Linked DNA regions of Homo sapiens: region 1 is linked to region 2. The links are chromatin loops, found by intact Hi-C in ENCODE. Cell type or tissue: stomach. All regions are shown on one strand. Links, peaks and the distances in the headings refer to the core of each region. The heading gives the core; the rest is flanking DNA.

Region 1 (10,702 bases), core at 3,130-8,129, 400 kb after region 2:
TTTTTGAGTTGTTAGTCATAGGGAAAAATACTCCTATGTTACCAGCTAATTATTTCACTCCTTTGTCTTATTTTCCTTGTCTGTCTTCTAGACAGATTTTTAGAAAGAGATTAGAGAACAGAAGAAAAGGTTTTAAATTGTTTTCTGGTGCCTGTTGGGGGACTTGGGTAGGGCATGTCTCCTGGCTCTTTTTTTTTTTTTTTTTTTTTGAGATGGAGTCTTGCACTGTCACCCAGGCTGGAGTGCAATGGCGTGATCTCAGCTCACTGAAACCTCCGCCCCCTGGGTTCATGCGATTCTCCTGCCTCAGCCTCCCTAGTAGCTGGGATTACAGGCACACACTGCCATGCCCGGCTAATATATATATATATATATATATATACTTTTTTTTTTTTTTTTGTAGTACAGACAGGGTTTTACTATGTTGGCCAGGCTGGTCTCAAACTCCTAACCTCAGGTGATCTGCCTGCCTCAGCCTCCCAAAGTGCTAGGATTAGCAGGCATGAGCCACTGTGCCTGGCCTGTCTCTTGGCTCATATGAACACTTGGCAGCAGAGAGCTAATGAGGCTAGGCTAAGAGTTAGATCCCGTAATCAGGCCCTATGCTATATTCTATAGCCTATCTCTAAACAAATACATCAAATGTGTATCTTTGGATGTGAAGATAAATGAACACAAATCTATCCCCAGTCTGAGAAGAGTTCAGAGTACATACTACAAAGGATTAGCAGCACCATCTTTTTTTTTTTTTTTTTTTTTTGAGACGGAGTCTCGCTCTGTCGCCCAGGCTGGAGTACAGTGGCGCGATCTCGGCTCACTGCAAGCTCAGCCTTCCGGGTTCACGCCATTCTCCTGCCTCAGCCTCCCGAGTAGCTGGGACTACAGGCACCGGCCACCACACCCGGCTAATTTTTTCTATTTTTAGTAGAGACCAGGTTTCACTGTGTTAGCTGGGATAGTCTCGATCTCCTGACCTTGTGATCCTCCTGCCTCCGCCTCCCAAAGTGCTGGGATTACAGGCGTGAGCCACTGTGCCCGGCTAGCAGCACCATCTTTACAGAAAAAGATGTGCTGGCTCTTTCCCCAAATCGGGAAACCATAGGAAATGCTTCAGTTGATCAAGCATTCCTCAATCAACTAACCAGTCACCTTGTTGGCAGTGTTCTCTCAAAATAGCCATCACTAATCAGAATTGCAGCTTCTCACCTGTGAGCTAACACCACTGACTCAGTGATTTCAGCTTGCTTTTCCCCTCGTGCTTATGGGCCCATTCGTTTGGATCTCTGAAATGATCTTGTTTGTATTACAGAGCTCTCATTTGGAAGACAGTGAATCAGCAGCATTACTTTGCTGTGAATGTGAAGAATCAGAAATCTTTACTGATTCCAATGTACGTAGGTATATGTTTTTATACAGACTTTGGTGATTCAAGTAAAATCTTATTGGGTAAATTTGGCTATTAAATGCAACTGATATAGTGCCTATTATTTTATCTATTTGACCCCATTCAGCCAAATGTCTGGGAAGGCAAATAGGTGGCTTAGAATGAGTGTATATATAAACAGTATGGTACATTTATATGCATAATGCCATGGCAATGACCACTCAAAAGTTATTTATCAAAGTAGAAAAAATGTGGCATCTTGGAACCTTGAGTGAGTCTCCTTCAATAAAGAGTGTGACTCTTTTTGTGGGATTTTTTTCCCCTCATGCACACATTTTTTTAATGGTCAATAGTATTATTCTTTTCCCTGTGGCAACTGCTTGGTATTGGTGCTGCCACAGGGCCTTTATTCCTCACGTACATGGGCCTCACATGTCTTAGCTATTGATAATGTTAAGCCAAATAGTGTTATAATCACTGGACTGGAAACCCGACCTGATCATCTTAAATGTAGAACTTTATCTAACTACATTTCATGGGATGTTATAAATTTTACTTATCCCATCTGACCTCCTGCTTACTTACCCACAAGAGTCAGGCTGAAGTTAGAGAACAACTTAAATTGACTTATTTTTGTGTGTTGCAATGAGCAGTGGAAATTCTCAGTATATCCTGAGATATAAGTGAACTTCCCCCTGAGTATTGAATGGCCTAGTAGTGATGCAGGACAGATAATCCCCCAAACTGGGGCTTAGCCCAGGAGGGTTCTTAGTTTCACCAGGAAAGAAATCAAGGGCAAACCTGTGGTGTTAGACAGCAATCTTTTATTGAACAGTACTGCTCCTTGTGGAACAGCACTAACTCATAGATAGTGTACCCAGAGTCTGCAACGTGTGGGCTCTTGGCAACTGTATATATACTCGCTTATACCCACTTTCAATTACATGTAAATTAAGGGGCAGGTTAATGCAAATTGAGGGGTGGGTTATTTAGAACTTTCTAGGAAAGGGGCAGTAACTTCTGGGTCATTGCCATGGCATTTGTAAACTGTCATGATGCTGGTGGGAGTGTCCATGCTAATGAGCAATGAGGGCAGCCAGGGATTGCCCTTGTCACAGTCTGCTGGTTTTGGCCAGTTTCTTTGCTTTATCCCATCTGGAACAGATCCTACTTTGTTCAGCAGTGTTGTGACCAGAAAACAAGTCCTGCTGGACTCTTGCCTTATTAGTTCATACACATTGTTCTACCTTAAAGGGGTGTTGGAAGTATTCTGGAGGGAAGTGAAGGGAAGAGTTGTGGGTCAGGAAAACTAATGAGCTCTCCAACTGTCATTTAGATAACTGTCTCCTATTGAGCACCACCCTCCCTCAAAAAAACCTGAGGGGGTCGGCTACAAAAATGCAGACACCGTCCCAGTTGTATTAATGAAAATTAGAAATAGAGAGGACCAGCTCTTTGTGAGAGGCCCTGGTCTCTGCCCTCTGCTTCACCTTTCAGCCCAGATGCCTGACATTTTTATCTATTTGCTTCTCACTGGCTCTAAGTTGAAGACTTGGTGACAACCTGATTTTTTTTAAGGTGTACTGCCCTTTACTGTGAAGCTTGTGCAGATTAGGGATGGCACTGTGAGGAAAGACTTTATTCAAGCATATTTTTGGACTGTTATACCCATAGGAGACTGGGCCGCTCTTGGAATTTTTCCCCCCTATTTTATGAGAGGTTCAAGATGGCCTTGTATCAAACTGAAGTTTAGAAACATAGCAAACCTTTTTCCCACTTGGACATTTTTTTTCTGTGTCTTGGTATAGAATGAATCCTACTTCACAAATTTTAAAAAGTAGAGTTTATATAAACCGAATCATAACACATTTCAAAACTGTATTGTTTTTTACAGATTTGATTGTTTTCTATAATTTTACTTGACTTGATCTCTTCCAACAGGTAGCTGTCACCAAAACTAGGTTCTACAAACCTTGACCATAAAAAATGAATTGTCTGTATCAGGATATTTATTGCTCATAGTAGCACTCCATACATATTGTTGAAGTTTCACTAATGTAAACTATCTCTTGAAGTAAGATGTGTCTCAAGTATATCACCATATTACTACCTGCACTTAGGCTGGCTTCCTCATCTTCATGTCACAGTGAATGCAGTTACCATTTCAGGACCTCATTCACGTATTTATTTACACAACTGCATTTCATTCAGTGTTGATGAATCTGGAATGGCATGAGTTAAGTTATTGTGATTCATTAATAGCTGGAGTGGTGCTCATTTTCCTAGTGCTTGCAAACGTTAACTGATAAATCCATGTGAACACTTATTATCAGTATTTTGCAGATGACAAACTGAGGGTGAAAGGTTATAATCTTTGTCCAGTGTTGTGTGATAAGCAGGAGCAGTGCTGACATGAAATCTCAGCTGATAGCCATCATGAGCTCATCACCAGTGGGCAACCTCATTGATGGAATATGTACCAGTCTCCTTATATGGTATCCTATAAGATTTATTTTGTTCAGACTGGGCACAGTGGCTCATGCCTGTAATCCCAGCTCTTTGGGAGGCTGAGGTGTGCAGATCACTTGAGGTCAAGTGTTTGAGAAAGCCTGGCCAACATGGTGAAACCCCGTCTCTACTAAAAATACAAAAGTCTGGCGTGGTGGTGCATGCCTGTAGTCCCAGCTACTTGGGAGGCCAAGGCAGGAGAATTGCTTGAACCCAGAAGGTGGAGGTTGCAGTGAGCCAAGATTGCACCACTGCACTCCAGCCTGGGCAACAGAGCAAGACTCCATCTCAAAAAAAAAAAAAAAATTGTTCAGTTTGCAGTGGAGTCCTCTGGACTTATTATACTGGCATATTATTTCGACTGATTTTGTCTCAAAGAGACTAGTGCATGGGAATCTACATGAAGAATATTTTCATGAAGTTGGACGCGTGGGGAAAAGGTAACTTTAGTTTTAATGGTTTTTCTCCCTTAGAAACAATTAGTTGGGGCCAGGCACGGTGGGTCATGCCTGTAATCCCAACACTTTCGGAGGCCAAGGCAAAAGGATCACTTGAGCCCAGGAGTTCAAGAGCAGCCTGGGAAATACAGCGAGACCCTGTCTCTACAGAAAATAAAACAATTAGCCGGGCATGGTGGCACATACTTGTAGTCCTAGCTACTTGGGAGGCTAAGGCGGAAGGATATGCCATTGCACTCCAGCCTGGACAGCAGAGTCAGACTCTGTCTCCAAAAAAAATAAAGAGAAACAATTAGTTGGGTATATGTATTTATAGATTACTCTGGGTTGCTTTATTTTATTGCCAAGCCTTTCATTCATTTAAGTCAGATTTGTTGTCGTCTTTTCCTCAAGAGGCAAAAGTTGTTTCATGTACTTGGCTGGCTTTTTAAAGGTGTTAGATCCTCCTCCTGTTTTGTTTTTTCAGGGAGTATTTCCCACACCTTTTTTTCCCCCTTTTCTCACTTCCCTGTTCCCACCCCCATGTCAAATGGAATTGAAGAGCTTCTTTGTAATTTGAAGCCTTAACCTTGGGGGTGGGGTGGGGGGCAGTTATTTGCAGAGCAAAATGATTGAAATCTCCATTACTTAGTTTTCTGCAAAGGAAGTGGTATGGGATCTTGATAAGTATTTGAAGTAGAAATACTGATGTAAAGAAGAAGAGTAGAAGATAAAGTCAATCGTCGAAGAACTTTCTCTTCAATTTTGGGATAACAGAAGTATGAACTTTGGTTAGTTTTATTCATTCATTTGCTTCTGCATAATTCATTCATTCACCAAGTATTGATTGACTCATGTGCAAATCACTGGGCCCAGGGGAGTAGGGGCCCTTAGAGAAAGTATAATCTACACTTCACAAATTAGTTTTATGGCTATTCGTGGAAAGCCCTGAAAAGGAAAGGAGAAAATCATTACATGCAGTATGTGGGAAGAAGAGAAGAAATCTGGATAAGTGGAAATAAATTTGGCTGGAGGCCAATTTGGCTGGAGGGCTGGCTGCCTTAGATCTCTTGGGGCTTTCCTGGAAGAGAAGGCAGGAGTGCAGAGAGGCCCCTGCCCCTTTTCTGATCCCACTCAGTCTCCAGGAAACCAGATAATAGATAGAAGCAGCTACTTGCTCCCTCTACTGTGCACAGGTTTGTTAGAGGTCTCCATAATGGGGAGAGGATCTGTCTGCCCCCAGAGAAAGGTAACAGTGTGACTGGAAGAAGTCACAGAGAAAGAAGATACTGGCTTTAGCTGCAGGAGTTTCACCTTGGCTTCAGATAAGAAGGAATGTAGGCAGTGACTAGAGCAGGTTGGGATGCTAGTGACTGCAACAGGCACTGAGACTCCTGAGGCTTCTCTTCATTTCCCTCTCCTGTACCCACTGCTATCCTACCTAAAAGGAGGAAGAAGCTCTGGATGAGCTGGGATTCCAATTATTGTGCTTATGGGTGGTCTCCTAGGAACAACTGGATTCATTTACCATTGTAGGGCTATTTCTTCCCCAGCCTGGTGGTCAGGAAAATATTTGTTATATTAGTTTATTTCCTAAAAATAAAACTTATTTATCTCATTTCCCTGGTCTTCTCACCCCAACCCCTACCCAACCAAACAGGCAGAAGGTCATATATAGAATAGTCATACTATTTTTATGGTCTGTTTCATTCCTTTGCTTGGTTTGTTATATTCTTGAAGGATATAATATTATATTCTGTGCAATCAGAAAAAAGCTTTTATGTTTGAATAGCCCAGTGAAAGGAAGAGATGTTAGCCTTTTGTGTTATTAAAGAAAAGAAAAAGCCACCCCCTAGAATCAAATGTGGAAAAGGCAGATGCAAAGAAAGTCTAAAATGTAAGAATTATTTGGTTTAGAATATTTTTACATTTTTAGACTATAGATCTGCATTCTCTTCTAGGGAAGGACAGTGTCTCAGAATACAATATCCTTGTTGATAATCAGCTTCTATGGGATTTTTAACATGGAGTCATTTGGGGAGTGGAAAAATGGCTTGAGAGAGAGAGAAGATTTAGCCTAATAGTAAGTTCAAGATGAAGGATTTAAGAATTTTTAAAAGTTATCAACATTAGGGTAAACCCTAATTCAAGGCCTGATGTGGAGTAGCCAGTCCTTATAGATTGAAGATAGAAAGGACTTCAATTCTCAGGGTTCTTCTGAGATATCCTGTTCTTGTATGTTTTAAGTTTTGGAATGTAGTGTATTGGAACGATGAAAACAATGGTTAGCTCAGAAAGGAAAACTACACTTAGGAGGGGGAAACTGCTATAGTAATTTTTTTTTTTTTTTCTTGAGACTGAGTCTCCCTCTGTCACCCAGGCTGGAGTGCAGTGGCACGATCTCAGTTCACTGCAGCCTCTACCTCCTGGATTCAAGCGATTCTCATGCCTCAGTCTCTTGAGTAGCTGGGACTACAGGCATGCACCACCCATGCCTGGCTAATTTTTTTTATTTTTAACAATTATTTTTTATTTGTAGTGGAGATGGGGTTTCGCCATATTGGCCAGGCTGGTCTCGAACTCCTGACCTTAAGTGATCTGCCCACCTCAGCCTCCCAAAGTGTTGGAATTACAAGTGTGAGCCACCGCGCCCAGCCTGCTATAGTAATTAAATCTACTTTTGTAAATCTCTAGAGATTATAAGCAAAAACAAGATAGTAGTGGATGAACATCCAGATACAACAACAAACTGGTTAGCTGGAAGGTGGGGATGGTGTTTAAGCCTACAGCAAGCACGTCCTGTCATTCCTGATAATTTGTATTTACTCTCTTCGTTTCTGCTATCTGTACCATGTGTATTTTCTGTTTATTTTTTCAGACTCATTTGCAGAACACCTTTCAGTAGCCAACATACACAAATAGAAAAAGGGGGGAAAAAGGGAAATTTGGTGCTAAGAAGATGAGTTTTATTATGAGTTTCAAATGGCCAGTTGGCCAATAGCAAACAGCTGCCCCACAGGAGTTTAGGATTACTTGAATTGTTTCTGCATCACCTCTGCTGCATTGTAGAGAGATTGTTAGGGCCCATCGTCAGAAAAAAGATAAAAAAAGTGTTGCTAGTGGCAAACATAGTTTTACCATGAACAATATCCTTATTTTTTACTTTGGAAGGGGTCTGATGCAAATTTACACTAATAGGAATGTGATGTTAAACTTATTTTGTTCCAGGTTAAGATGTAAGAAAGCATAGCTCAATGATTTTATCCCAGAATAATTATTATGAGAAATAATTTTCTTTTAAAAATCTTACGCTCTTGAGTGACATTTGAGGAGAAATAAGATTTGTAGTAATCTTGGGTACAAAGGCTATTTTTGAAATTAGCCTTATTTAACTCAGTGGTTCTCATTGTGGCTGCCCATTAGAATCACCTGATGATCTTTTTTTTTTTTTTTTTTGACACTGAGTCTCACTCTGTCGCCCAGGCTGGAGTGCAGTGGCGTGATCTCGGCTCACTGCAACCTGCGCCTCCCAGGTTCAAGAGATGCTCCTGCCTCAGCCTCCCAAGTATCTGGGATTATAGGTGCCTGCCATGACACTCAGCTAATTTTTGTATTTTTAGTAGAGACAGGGTTTCGTCATGTTAGCCAGGCTGGTCTTGAACTCCTGACCTCAGGTGACCCACCTGCCTCGGCCTCCCAGAGTGCTGGGGTTATAGGCATGAGCCACTGCGCCTGGCTGTGATGATCTTTTAAATTAATAACAGGGTCTCCTCCAGTTAAATCAGGATCTCTGTGAGTAGGGCCCAGGTATTGGTATTTTTTTAAATGCTTCCAGGATTATTCTAATATGAATCAAGGGTTAAGAACACTGGTTTGGGCTGGGGACAGTGGTGCACACCTGTAATCCCAGCACTTTGGGAGGCTGAGGCGGGAGGATCGCTTAAGCTCAGGAATTCAAGACCAGCCTGGGCAACAAAGCAAAACTCTGTCTCTACAAAAAAAAAAAAAAAAAAAAAATTAGCCAAGGGGGTGGTGTACTCCTATAGTCCCAGCTACTCGGGAAGCAGAGATGGGACGATCACTTGAGCCCAGAAGGTTGAGGCTGTAGTGAGCCAGGACTATGCCACTGCACTCCAGCCTGGGTGACAGAATGAGACCCTGTCTCAAGAAAAGAAAAAACAGAAAAAGAACACTGGTTTAACTCTAGCTATGCTAATTTTTGCACCTCCATATTAGAAATCTAATCTGCAACATTTGTAACATTGTAACATCTATTCCTTGAGCAGCAGGATAAAATGTGAGATAGACTACAATTTTTTAAGAGTTGGCTGTATGCATTTGATTACTCAGGTACAACACAATTAACTTACATTCTTTCTATTCAGTGAAATTCCTTGGCTAGTCTTCTGTTAAAAGCAAGATACTGAAATGAGATAATCCAAATCTAGTATAAATTTAAGTCAGTGAAGGGTAAAGTTTTCCATGTCTTTTCCATAAGGTATAAAGGGTATAAAGACTTATTCTTCCTGTGTCAACATTGCTAGGGAGCTAGAGTAAAGAAAAAATAATTAAAGATCACTTTATACTTTGTGTTTTATACTTTTACTGAAGTAAAATATACATACAGAAAAGTGTACTTATCTTGTGCTTTTATGTATAACAATGAATTTTCACAAACTGATGTTTTCACAAACACAGGTCAATCATGAAGTAAGTAACCTGTACCTAGATCAGGAAATGGAATATTACAACTCCTCAGTACTATTTCCCCCTTTGCCAATCCCTCCTTGCTCCTTTCAGTCACTACTGACTCACCCTCCCAGCCATCATACACCAGGAATAACCACTTTCCTGACTTCTTGACCATGTGATTTTGATGTGGCTATCAGGCTATGCTTTTTAGAGGGCTCTCTCAGACTTTCAGAATCAGAGAGAGGGCTCAGCATCATGTAGTAGTTAAAGAGCTCAAGTTGAAGGTTCAGACAATCTGGGTCAGAGCCCAGCTTCACCACTTACTGACTGTGACTTCACTCTAAGCCTCATTTCCCCTATCTATAAAATGGGAATAATAATAGTACCTATCCCATGGAGTTGTTAGAATTAAATGAGATAACTTATGTAAAGTGCTTAGAGGGCCTGGCGCATTATCTGTGCCAAGTAGAGAGCAGGGCAGATGCAGGATTCCCTCATGTCACCAGCTCTTCAACAGAGTCAAGGCAGTGCCACTGTTGTCTGCAGACATAATGAAGTTCATACTTCAGCTCTGGAGAAAAAGAAGAAGAAAAAGTGGGCATCCTGACCATCTTCCATTTTCTTCACCATCCCTAATTTGGCTTGTGGCTTGGCTAACTTGTGACAACTTCTAAAATATATTATTTAAGTACATGAAATGGCTATTGAAAGGCCAAAAATATTCTCTTAGACATCTTTATATTATCAATAGCTCTTAGCACAGTGATTTAATTGTAAATTGCACATAGTTGATGCCTTGGCTAAAGGAATCTAAAATGATACTTCAGACACACCATGCTCTCCTGTGCTGGATTTGTATTGGTCTAGGCTCCTGATCCCTCTTTTTACCAGAGTTGTATTTTTGAAACATCTGGCATGTTTCAAAGAATGCAGAAAGTGGCAGTGAAACAATTTGTAGGCAGAAACAAGGAGCCTCGGCCAAATTTGCAAAATTAACCAAATAAAAGCTCCAACTAGTTGAGTTATCTTGCTTCCATAATCTGAGGCAGGTCCTGCTGAGGTATATTTTCCTCTTATTTTGGTTTGGGAGAGCAAGCAAAACAGGAGGAGTTGTAGGTTTTCTCAGATTTTTAAGATTATAGCTTGGGAAAAATTTACCCTTTGGAAAGGGTGGGGTGAGGGGAAGGACCCCTTACTATGAGTACTTACCATGTGACACCCATTGTACTAAATGCTTTTTATACAGTTTAGTGTTGAATCCAAGTCTTTGAGGCAAATACTTTTAGTAGTCCCTGTTTAAAGGTGAGGAACCAGGCTTGCTTAAGGTATGTGACCATGCTGGTAGTGACAGCTAAGTCTGCCTGACACTCCCAGCCGGTGCTCTTTAACTTATGCTGGATTGCCTTTGCCCTTGAATGTAATGTTGTTATTCTGGTGCTAGGAGGTCAGGGTCAAATGCAGTAGTGATTCTCAACTCTAGTTTTATACAAGAATAATCTATAGAGTTTATTTTAAAAATATAGAAACTTAAGTCTCACTTTAGGAAGTTTCTTGTTCAGTAGGTCTTAAATGAGACCTGACATATTTCTTCTTCACAAAGGTCCATAGGTGATTGTGTGCCAGAGTTGAAAATCACAATTCTCAGAAATTCACTAGTGGGGAATTATAAGATTACAGATTT
Region 2 (10,702 bases), core at 1,887-6,886:
CATTATCCTGCCAGCATGGGACCCCATGGGAGCTTTGGCTGAGTGATACTGCCCTCCAGCTCTTTCCTCCTTCCATGGAACCTGACGTAGCTGCAAAGGACAGATCCAGGGACTGAAGCCAAAGTTATGCAAGGGACTGTGTGTTGCCACAGGACACAGTCAGATTTCCAGTCTCCACCAGGAACCTCTTCAGAAAGTGTGCTTTATGCTGAAACAGAATACTGTTAAAGGAAAAAAAAGAGGGGGGAAGATCAGGTCATACTATCTACTCTCCTCATCTCTAACAGCTCAGGATCTCTTAGCATTTTAATTAGATGTAATTGTTTGTCTTTAACTGTCAAAAAGTTTGGTTCTGTGTCTGTGTTTTAATAAGACGAGAGGACGAGCGATTGAGGTGTATGGAGAGAAAACAGACCTAATGCTCCTTGTTCCTAGAGTAGAGTGGAGGGAGGGTGGCCTAAGAGTTGAGCTCTCGGAACTGCATGCTGCTGGACAGTATCACTGTCTTTCCTAGATGGCAGTCACTGAATTCCATTTTTTCAAGGTAATTTCTTGTGCCTCTAATAGCCCAAGAATGGGAGGTTGATCAGATCTGACATGATTCCTTCCTGTTCTGAACTGTGGGGTGTGCACATCTCTGCTTGAGTCAGGTTTGAGTAGAGGCTTAGAGACAGTTGGGTGAGAACAACCAAAATCTTATCATGGTCTCAGTCATAATCATTAGGGGGAACTCTAGCCAAATGGTTTAACTTCTGCCTGTGGAACTGGGGATTGGGTGGGCAGGAAAAGGTGATATCCATTCTTTCTGATAACTAGATGGTGCTGAGAAGCTTTTGAATAAAAACTTTGCTAAATGAGAATAAGCTGATTTATGTGATCTGTCTGAGAAGTGTTTGTTTATCTACAAAAGAAAGCAGCCAGGTGGCTCATGTTCTTGAAAGTGAAAAAACAGGAAAAGGGCTTCCCTCTTCAGCTTCTCTGCAAGATGTGTACTCTTTCCCAGACCGCCGATTCTCACCGGCATCTGCAAAGGGCTTCCAAGCGCCTGTTTAAGAAGGACTGTTCCCCTACCGCATAAATGTTCTACCCAGATCCAGGGTCCCTACAAGGGTGGGGAGTGAGGCTCTGTTGGGCCCAGCCTTAGAATAGGTCAGTAAGTTATCTTACTGAGATTGGGCCACCCTTTCAAGAACAAGGGTAAAATAGAAAACATTTTCACAAAAAAAACTGAATTTGCCCCAACAGAAGGGAAGTGATCAGTATGGAAGGGTTGAAATGTATCAAGGAATGTAGAATAAAGAACATGATTGTTATGTTGGTCAGCTACACAAAAAGCAACTGTAGAAGAGTCTTAACAGGGTTGGAAAAAAGGTAAAACGAAAATCCATGAAGGTAGCAGATAACTAGGGAGGGGAGGTAATTGGAATGAACATACTCTAAGATCCTTGTGTCTTTCAGGAAGAAGATAAATACATTGTTTAACTTCAGACTTTGGTATGTAAACCTGTGCCAAAAACTTCTATAGTATCTACTAAAAATAAGCAGAGGATACAGTTTTCAATCAAGAATAAATAGAATGGAAAAATGCAATCAGTCAAGAAGACAAGATAGGGTAAAGAAAAGGCAGGACAAATAGAGCATCCAAAACAAGATAGTAGAGAGAAATCTAAATGTGCCAATAATTATATGTAAATGGACTAAATGTTCCCGAAAAAAAAAATGCCAAACTGTATTTTTAAAAGAAATCCAGCCATATGTGATGACAAGAGAGAGACATAGGCAACCTACAATATAAGAAAGGATGGAAAAGATACATCAGGCAGATACTAACCAAAATAAAACTGAGAAGTTATACTCATAACCCACAGAATTAAGGCCACTCCAAAGTAACGAAACAGACTGTCTAATTTCAGTTTATTTGCATAAACTGTAATGTGAATGTCCTCCCTGGAGCTGTGGAACACCACAGCCCTGGAAATAGGCTTTAAGACAAAAAGCATTACTACAGATCGAACCACTACATAATGATATGCTTACCCAATTCTTCAGAAAAACAAAGATTCTAAGTTATGCACCTAATAACATTGCCTCAAAATATGTAAAACAAAAACAGCTATATGGAAAAATAAGAAATCCAGCATCATAGTGGGAGATTTTAATATGCTTCATGTAGACCAAGCAACAAAAAATTCAGGAAAGTATATAAGAGATTTAAACATTTAGCAAGTTTGGTAAAATGGACGTGTTTAGAAGACCACATCTTCATCCTGAAAGCACAGATGTGTGGAAACCAATGACCGAGCATAAACCTGTTAAAAAAAAAATTGCATCTAACAACTGCACATTCATTTTGATCACCTATGGAACTTTTTCAAAAAGCGACCATATACTGGACGGTAGAGTCAATCTCAACAAATTTGAAAGGGTTGTTACCACGTAGACCACACTCCAACCACAGTGCAATTAAGTTAGAAACCAAAATTAAAAGATTACAAGACGACCTCTGTATGTTTAGAAATTAACTCATGGGTCCAAGAAGAAATCATGAAGGAAATTTAACCTGAACAATAATAAAAATATGTCAAAACGAGGGATGCAGCTGCAACAGTAATTTAAAGGTTTTACAGCATTAAATTATTACATTAATGTATTAAGATTATAGAATTTTAATTAGTTCTGAATAATAGAATGTAAATTCTAAATCTAAATATCAAAGTTATACTAGGATGTAATAAAGGCTGAAAATTGAGCTAAACATCTGTTTCAAGAAATTAGAACAGCAAAATAAACCTAAAGGAAGTAGATATGCACAGAAATTAAGCATAGCATCAACGAAGCCAGAAGTTGGTTCTTTTAAAGAAAAATTGACAAATATTAATTTTTTTAAGTACACAGGGAATTAAAAGGATATTATAGATGCTGCAAATATTAGAAAAATAGAAGATACTCTCAACTTTCTCAAAAGCAACAGTAAAGGGATTTGTTTAGAAGACAAATCCACAAGCTCGGGAAGACCAGGAGAGGAGCCAATGAAATATTTGAACCCAGAAAGCAGATGGAGACCTTGGAAGATTTAGCAGAGCTGAAAAAGTTGAATCTCACTGAGCCAGTGGTGGAGAAAGCCAGTGATAAGCAAATCAATTTACAGTGCATAATCCCCTGAAAAGCATAGATATGGTAGCAACAGAAAGCATTCTGGAATTGGGCGTGAAGGGAGGGTTACCAAAGAGTTGAATGTCTGTTGGGTCCCCTTCCTATACCGACCGGCTTGGTGATGCCCTTCCTCCATTCATCAGTGCATTAGAGATTTCTTTTCTGGAGAGAGAAGAAGTGTGTAGTCTAGGTGTCAGGTGAATCCCCTAAGTGAGCATTTACATTCTGAATCTTCTTGCCATCCTTGGCTGCTAGAACTCTAGTAGCCAGGAAATTGGAAGTCTTCTCAGGAGCAACTCGATTAGCTCAATAGGCAAGACGTAAAAAACGACTTTATGGCCTAAAGAATGATTTTATGAGGCTAGCATAACCCTGATAAGGATAGTGAAAAAAATACATGTAAACCTCACCCATAAACATAGATGCAAAAATCCTAAACCAAATGCAGCAATATGTAAAAAAGATAATCTTCATTACCAAATACTTAATGAAAGCCATTTTTCAAATGAACTTAGGATCCAGAGGGGAGAAATGAAGCATGGTGGTTTTATCTTCTCTGCTAAAGATTAGGGAAATGGGCTGAAGTTGTAGCTGGAGGTCTCAGTTGGAAGAAACTGCTAGTATTTGGGTGACGAATGAGGTAGGAAATGGGAAGGCATGGAGTTGTCTTTTGCTTTAACTGTGAATCATACAGTGTCACCAGAGGAGAGCTTCATGACTGGCCTCTGGGAAGTCCTGGCCTGAGTAATGGTGACCCTACACGTCCAAGAAGCCAAGGCATGATAATGAGACATGCCTTCAGGATGTGGTGTGGCCCATCTGCTTGCTTTGGCTTGTCCTTAAAGAGCAGCTTAATTCTAAGTTGCTGTTGGTGGCACCAGGGCACTTGGACTTGAAGTCCTATTCCTCTAGTGTGGTGTGGGTGAGCACCATTGCCCACGGTGGCTCTAGTTAGTCATTTGTTAAGTTAGATACTTTTTAAAGTGATTCCAGATGAGCGTGGTCATATTTAGGACAACTTGTTGAGAACTGTTGTTGATACTCATGAAGCCAATGGCTTCCTTCTTGGGGTCTGTGACACAAATGGGTTGAAAACTAGGATTAAACTGGCCGGGTTTTTCTGTTTTTCTTTTTCAAACTCCAAGTCCTTTACACATTATTGCAGAGGGAAAGGAAATAGGGGAATGTTCAATTCACAACAGCTGCAGCTATTTGGTCTTTGTTTTGTCTTTTCTTTTGAGTCTCATTCTGTCACCCAAGCTGGAGTGCAGAGTACAGTGGCACGATCTCGGCTCACTGCAGCCTCCACTTCGTGGGTTCAAGCAATTCTCCCACCTTAGCCTCCAGAGTAGCTGGGATTACAGACATGCGCCACCACAGCTAATTTTTTTTTTTTTTTTGTATTTTTAGTATAGACAAGGTTTTGCCATGTTGGCCAGGCTGGTCTTGAACTCCTGGCCTCAATTGATCTGCCCGCCTAGGCCTCCCAAAGTGCTGGTATTACAAGTGTGAGCCACTGCGTCTGGCTAGCTGTAGCTATTTGGAAAGAGGATTGTGTGCAGATGGGAAACCCTCCACATCATCTTTCCTGGATATTGTTTGAATACTCAGTGCTTTCCCTCTTGCTGACTCCTCTGGAAAAACTCTAGTTTGGTAGCACGTCTTGAAGTGGACAGAATGAGTTCTGGAGCCATCTTTCAGGTTACCCCATGACAGCTGTTTGTTTTTTAAAAATCAGCTGCTGTGCAGAAGGCTAGGGCAGCCAAGGCAGGGTGGCTATTTGATGGAGAGTATGGGAGGGTGCTTGACTTAGCATAGCAGCATCCCTGCATCTCACCTGGCGGAGACCTTATGGGTTAACCTAGTCCAAAATTCTCCAAAACGAGTAAGTCTTTTAAGTTCTATTTGCACACATTGACAGGAACACACAGCCTCTCACTGTGGCCCCTGCCCACCTCTCCAGACTCGACTTACTCCCCTTCTTGTACACTCTGCTTCAGCCAGCCACTGACCGCCTCCCACCCTGTCCCGCACTTTGTCCCTCAGACACATCAAACTCATCTCCGCCTCCTTGCTGTTCCTCCTTGCTGTTCCGTCTACCTAAAGCTCTTCCCTCAGGTCTTTGCATGGCTGGCTTCTCATTCGGGTCACGCCTTCAGTGTCAAGGCCATCTCTGACCACCTTATCTAGGCAGCCAACTCCCTCCTCCTACTGCCTCTGCCACCTCCATGCTGTTACAGGGTCTGTTTTATTCACAGCACTTACCACTTTCTGGAGGTACTGATGTATTTATATGTGTATTGTCTGTTTTCCCCAAAGTCAGTTACTCCGTTGGCTCCCAGGGGCGGGAACTTTGTCCTGCTTGTGACTGTATACTCAAGTGCCTGGCTCATAGGAAATATAGGGTAGGCTGACACTGAGCACACCTTCTATTCTGACAGCTATAATTAACGAACAGTTTTTACATAGACCTGAAGTCAGCTTCACTATAACTTGCTCAGCAGGGACAAGTAGAACAAGAACAAAGCCCCTGGAGATGTTTGTATTTCAACATTTCACATTAAGGTCTTGATTTCATTTCATGCAGGTTCCTGGCAGTGGGGAGAATAGGTAGGGAGAGAACCACAGAGGCTTACCTGGCTTCCTCACTGCTTGAACCTTTTTTGTTTCAAATCAGCCCAACACAGCGGGAAGAGCAGGGCCTTTGGACTCAGATATGCTGGCCTTGCCACTTGGCAAGCATATAAGTGCCTACACCTGGCAAGTCTGTATAAATGTGGAGAAGCTACTTAATCTCTCTCAGCCTCTGTTTCCATGCTTCCTTTGTTGAAAAACAATATTAAAATTTATTCACTTCGTGAGGTCGAGGTGGGCAGATCACAAGGTCAAGAGATCGAGACCATCTGACCAACATGGTGAAACCCTGTCTCTACTAAAAATACAAAAATTAGCCAGGCGTGGTGGTGGGCACCTGTAGTCCCAGCTACTCAGGAGGCTGAGGCAGGAGAATTGCTTGAACCCAGGTGGCGGAGGTTGCAGTGAGCCGAGATCACGCCACTGCACTTCAGCCTGGATGACAAAGCGAGACTGCATCTCAAAAAAAAAAAAAATTATTAAATATGAGAACTCAGCCTGAAACCTGGCTGAGGAAAACTATATTTTTTGATAACATATATAGTTATCCAAAAATAATAATACCAGTTTATATTGCATATTTCCCATATGGTAGAAAAAGGACAGAAGATAATGCATATAATGTGCCTAGTAGAGGCTCAATAAATGGCAGCTTTTATTAAAAACAGTTCTCATGGAGATTCTTCAATGTGTCCAGTGTTGTGGGAGCCCCTCTGGGAGTTAAAACAATTCCCTTCTCTCCAACCAAATTTGTCATTTACTTGGGAAAATAACATGTTTATGCATGAACCAGTTGAAAAGGTGACTTTATATGAGAGAGATCTTGCAGTAAACTCCGTAATAATTGTGAAAGGGCTTGAAGTTGGAGAAGGTAACGTGCTGACTTGTTTTAAAGTAACTTCAACCCACAGTGAACGCGGTGATCAGCTTACCAAGAAGAAACTAAGGGAAGCCCTTCCTAGATGGAGAGGCACAATTTACCCTGAAGTTTGCTGAGAGGAAGAGCCAAAGAGAGGGTGAGTGTCTTATAAACTTGAGCAGGAGAAAGAAAAATGGAAATGGGGTACAGGAGAGAGGATTGGCTTCAGGAGCTGGGAGCAGAGGGCTTGAGTTCTAAGAGTAGGTCTAGCTCTTTGATCAGATCTTGAGCAAAGCCTTGGACTTCACCTCTTGGCTCCCAGCATCTTTGCTAATAAATAGGAAAAAAAAATGTCCTGCTTAAGTGAACAGCACTGGTGATGTGTAATGTGGCACGATTTGGTGGGTAGTGCGTCTGGTGTAACATGGAGCTGAACTCCTTCAAACTCCCTAGGGCTCCTCCCTCCTTTGTGAGAAACTTGAGGCCCCTTAGAACATCTTTTTTTTTCCCTTCCCCTCTTTTCTTTCTTTTCCCTCCCTTCCACCGTTACCCCTTTCTTTCTTTGCCTTTTATAATTAAAAAATGCTTTTCTGAAAAAGTTTCATAAAAATATCACCTGCACATGGCAAATATTTAAATAGTATAGCAGGGTAGACATTGACAAAGGGGGTTTCCCTCCATCCTAATGTCCTCTGCCTCCAAGGCACCTACTGTTCCCAGTCTCTTCTGTGTGCTTACAGATTTCAATACACATATCAGCCCCCATGCCTTGCCCTCAACAATTTGGAGTAACAACTGTTCTATGCATTTTTTTTCCTCCATTTACAATAAATCTTGAGAACTCCCCCAGATCAGCCCATAGAAAACTGCCTTACTCTTTCTACCTGCTGCATGGTACTCCATTGGTGGATATGCCACTGGGGCCCTGGTTTTATGGCACTAAGTCTGGTAAGACTCAGAGGCATTTTCCTAGCCCTTCATTGCTGGTGTGTACATTTATGGAGCCTGCTGTGCGCCCACACAGTGATAGGTGTTGAGGCATGGAGAGAGGCAGCACCCTGTCCCTTGGGAACCCAGAGCCTGGGAAATTCGGAGAGGGACCAAGGTGCTGCAACAGCTGTATGTGTACAGGGCGGTGGGGCCCTCCCTGGTTCTCTGTGCTTCTGGCGTCAACATCTCCACCAACGTGGAAGGGAAAAACAGCTGCCCTCTGGAGTGTGGCCCTGGCTGATGAAGTCAGGGAAGGGAATCCCCTAGGGAGGAAGTAGAAATCATAAACCCTTAAGGAAGGAGACCACCACTTCTCCTGCTGCCCTTCTCCTCCTCCCCTCCGACCCACCTAGTTTATAAGACAGAAGATAAGGAAAAAAGCAAAAAGTCAGAAAAAAAACAGAAGTAAGATAAATAGCCAGACGACCTTGGCGCCACCACCCGGCCCTGGTGGTTAAAAAATAATAATAGGCCGGGCGTGGTGGCTCACGCCTGTAATCCCAGCACTTTGGGAGGCCGAGGTGGGTGGATCACAAGGTCAGGAGATCGAGACCATCCTGGCTAACAAGGTGAAACCCATCTCTACTAAAAATACAAAAATTAGCCGGGCATGGTGGTGGGTGCCTGTAGTCCCAGCTACTCGGGAGGCTGAGGCAGGAGAATGGCATGAACCGAGGAGGAGCTTGCAGCAAGCCAAGATTGCGCCACTGCACTCCAGCCTGGGCAACAGAGCAAGACTCTGTCTCAAAATAAAATAAAATAAAATAATAATAATAATAATAATATCAACCCCTGACCTAAACTACTTGTGTTATCTGTAAATTCCAGGCATTGTATGAGGAAGCATTGCAAAAGTTTCTGTTCTGTTAGCTGATGCATGTAGCCCCCAGTCATGTTCCCCACGCTTGCTCGATCTATCACAACCCTTTCACGTGTACCCCTTAGAGTGGTAAGCCCTTAAAAGGGCCAGGAATTTCTTTTTCAGGGAGCTCAGTTCTTGAGACATGAGTCCGCTGATGCTCCCAGCCGAATAAAGCCACTTCCTTCTTCAACCTGGCATCTGAAGGGTTTTGTCTGAGGCTCGTCCTGCTACACCATGGCTCACAGAGATTGCAGATAGATCGTGGGGTAGTCACAGTATCTGTAAAGTCTGGGGTGTCACCTACACCCTGATTTCTCCTCACGTGTGAGTATCCTTCAAGCTGGGCCTTTCCACATCAGCCACTCCTGCCTTTTCCTCTCTTTTAGAAAAAATTATCTGTGAAGTCTGAATATACAATGAGTTAAGCAGGGTTAGCAACAGAAACTTAAATCGATGCTAATCTGACAAATACTTACTGATTTTAAACAATTATTACTGTGCCTCTCAATGGGGTTGTGGAAGCAGCAGGGGCCCATGGTGAAGACTGAGGGAATTAATTATGGGGCTTAGATAGAAAGTGCTATAAAAGTCTTAGTTATTGTTATTGGCATTAGCATTTGCCCAGCAAGTGCTTCTGGGGGTGTTTGGGGTGTTATCATAGAGTGAGTGGTGTGGTGAGGCTGCTGCCGTAATACCTGACTGAGAGATAATGGGAGTTCAAGTCAAGAGGATGGTGGGGCTGGGGAGAGGGAGGTGGGAGACCGGGTGATGGGGTGCTAGGAGGAGGGTTTAGCAAAGGCAGAAGGCTCTGGAGGAATGAGGGGAAGGAGCTGGGAAAAATGACCAATGACAAAATGAACCTACTTCCAAATGTTTCTGGCCTTTCTTAGGGCTGAACCTGATCTGTTCCTCCCCCAAACCCCCCGCACTCCCAAAAGGACCTTGTCTGGAGTTCCCTTTAGCTTGCTTCATCTGGATGGGGTGGGCCTGCTAGGGGCTCCCATGGAGACCTCCGTAGAGATGAGCCCAGGGTTCACAGTGGCAGCAAGTCCTGCCTTGGAGGTGCCACTGAACATGAATGTAGAGTCACCAGAACCATGCCAGGAAAAACTGGGGGTCCCAGGAAAAACCAGGGGTGTCGGGGAGGTGCTGGTGGGAATGGAGCAAGATGACACTCTAAGGACTGAATATTGTCAGCATTTTCCTGGGCCTGAGAAAAAGCCCACAAGGAGGGGTGGGCCTTCTTCTTTCGTTATTGTATAAACAGGGCAGAGACAGGACAGACAGATGGCACCAAGGGCTTCCGGAGGGAGAGCCTGGGATTCGCATGGTTCGGTCCTGGCTGGCTCCACAGGGGACTCACTGCTGGCCTTTGAGACTTCCAGGAAGTGGGTTTTCTTGGTGGTGTTTGGGGCAGGTGTAAATATTTATGTGCCCCTTTCCTCTTAAAGTGAAAGCTTGTATTTATTCTGAGCCCCAGAGCAGCTTCTAAGCCCCACTATTTCTGGGCTCAAGCAGGTGAACAAAGAAAAACTATTGCTGTGCGGTGATTGCCAGGCAGCCTCTTCCCAGCTGCCCAGGACCTGTCGCCCTTGACATCTCCCTGGCTGTCCCTATACACCACCAGCACCAAGCTTCGCAGGTGCCTGCTGGGTTTCTGGCTTGCATCTCTTCCCTGCGGCCACCAGCTGACGCCTGCATTCACATTCTAAGGAACCCGTCTGTCCCAACCACCACGACAACCCCCTTCCCCCCTACTCTTACCTGCAGCCCACGCAGGTCACAGCCATTAGATCCTTCCCCTGAAGCGCTGCTTCCCTCCTGCCGCACTCAGGGCTCCCTCCTGCCTTCCATGCCCAGGACAGGGCCTCCCGGCCTCTCCAGGTCTCTGGAGCAGAGAGGTTGTGCCTTCCTCATGCGGTCAGGCTCAGGCTGGGAAGGAGCGGCCCAGAGGCGGGGGGAGGCACGGGTGCGGGGCTGCCTCTTCCCCGGTAGTGGACGCTGAAGCCTGTCCACCTGAATTGGAGGCGGGGCGGGGCAGTCGACTGACCGCCAGGCAGGGGAGCAGGGCGCGGGCTCAGAGGGAGGGAGTGGGAGGCCGAGGAAGGACAAGGTGCTTGTGGCGATGAGTATCAGAAGGCAGAGCGGAGCTGCTCAAGAGAGGCTGGCTCTGTGGAGGTGAGGACCTGCAGGTGGGCCTGGCC

The links. Peaks named below come from ENCODE experiments on the same cell type or tissue, not always from the same donor. Only the 100,000 strongest peaks of a DNase experiment are listed, where the experiment ranks them.
Region 1: it touches region 2 in a loop (4-fold over the local background); 1 of 110 quality-filtered maps calls a loop at or near these places.

What each region holds. Positions count from the first base shown.
Region 1 is chr17:29,839,537-29,850,238 of GRCh38, reverse strand. It overlaps SSH2 (slingshot protein phosphatase 2), which reads left to right. Exons shown (of 16, transcript NM_001282129.2): 2 at 1,310-1,390. Among named protein-coding and RNA genes, the nearest start is that of SSH2, 85 kb to the left of the region's middle. In stomach, for the core only: no CTCF peak of the experiment used is centred there; a DNase peak (open chromatin) is centred at 5,398.
Region 2 is chr17:30,238,361-30,249,062 of GRCh38, reverse strand. It overlaps LOC105371720 (a long non-coding RNA gene), which reads right to left. Exons shown (of 3, transcript XR_007065698.1): 2 at 10,263-10,702. It overlaps BLMH (bleomycin hydrolase), which reads left to right. Exons shown (of 12, transcript NM_000386.4): 12 at 1-860. The coding sequence ends at 46. Among named protein-coding and RNA genes, the nearest start is that of SLC6A4, 8.0 kb to the right of the region's middle. RefSeq lists enhancers at 1-606, 9,834-10,702. In stomach, for the core only: no CTCF peak of the experiment used is centred there; no DNase peak of the experiment used is centred there.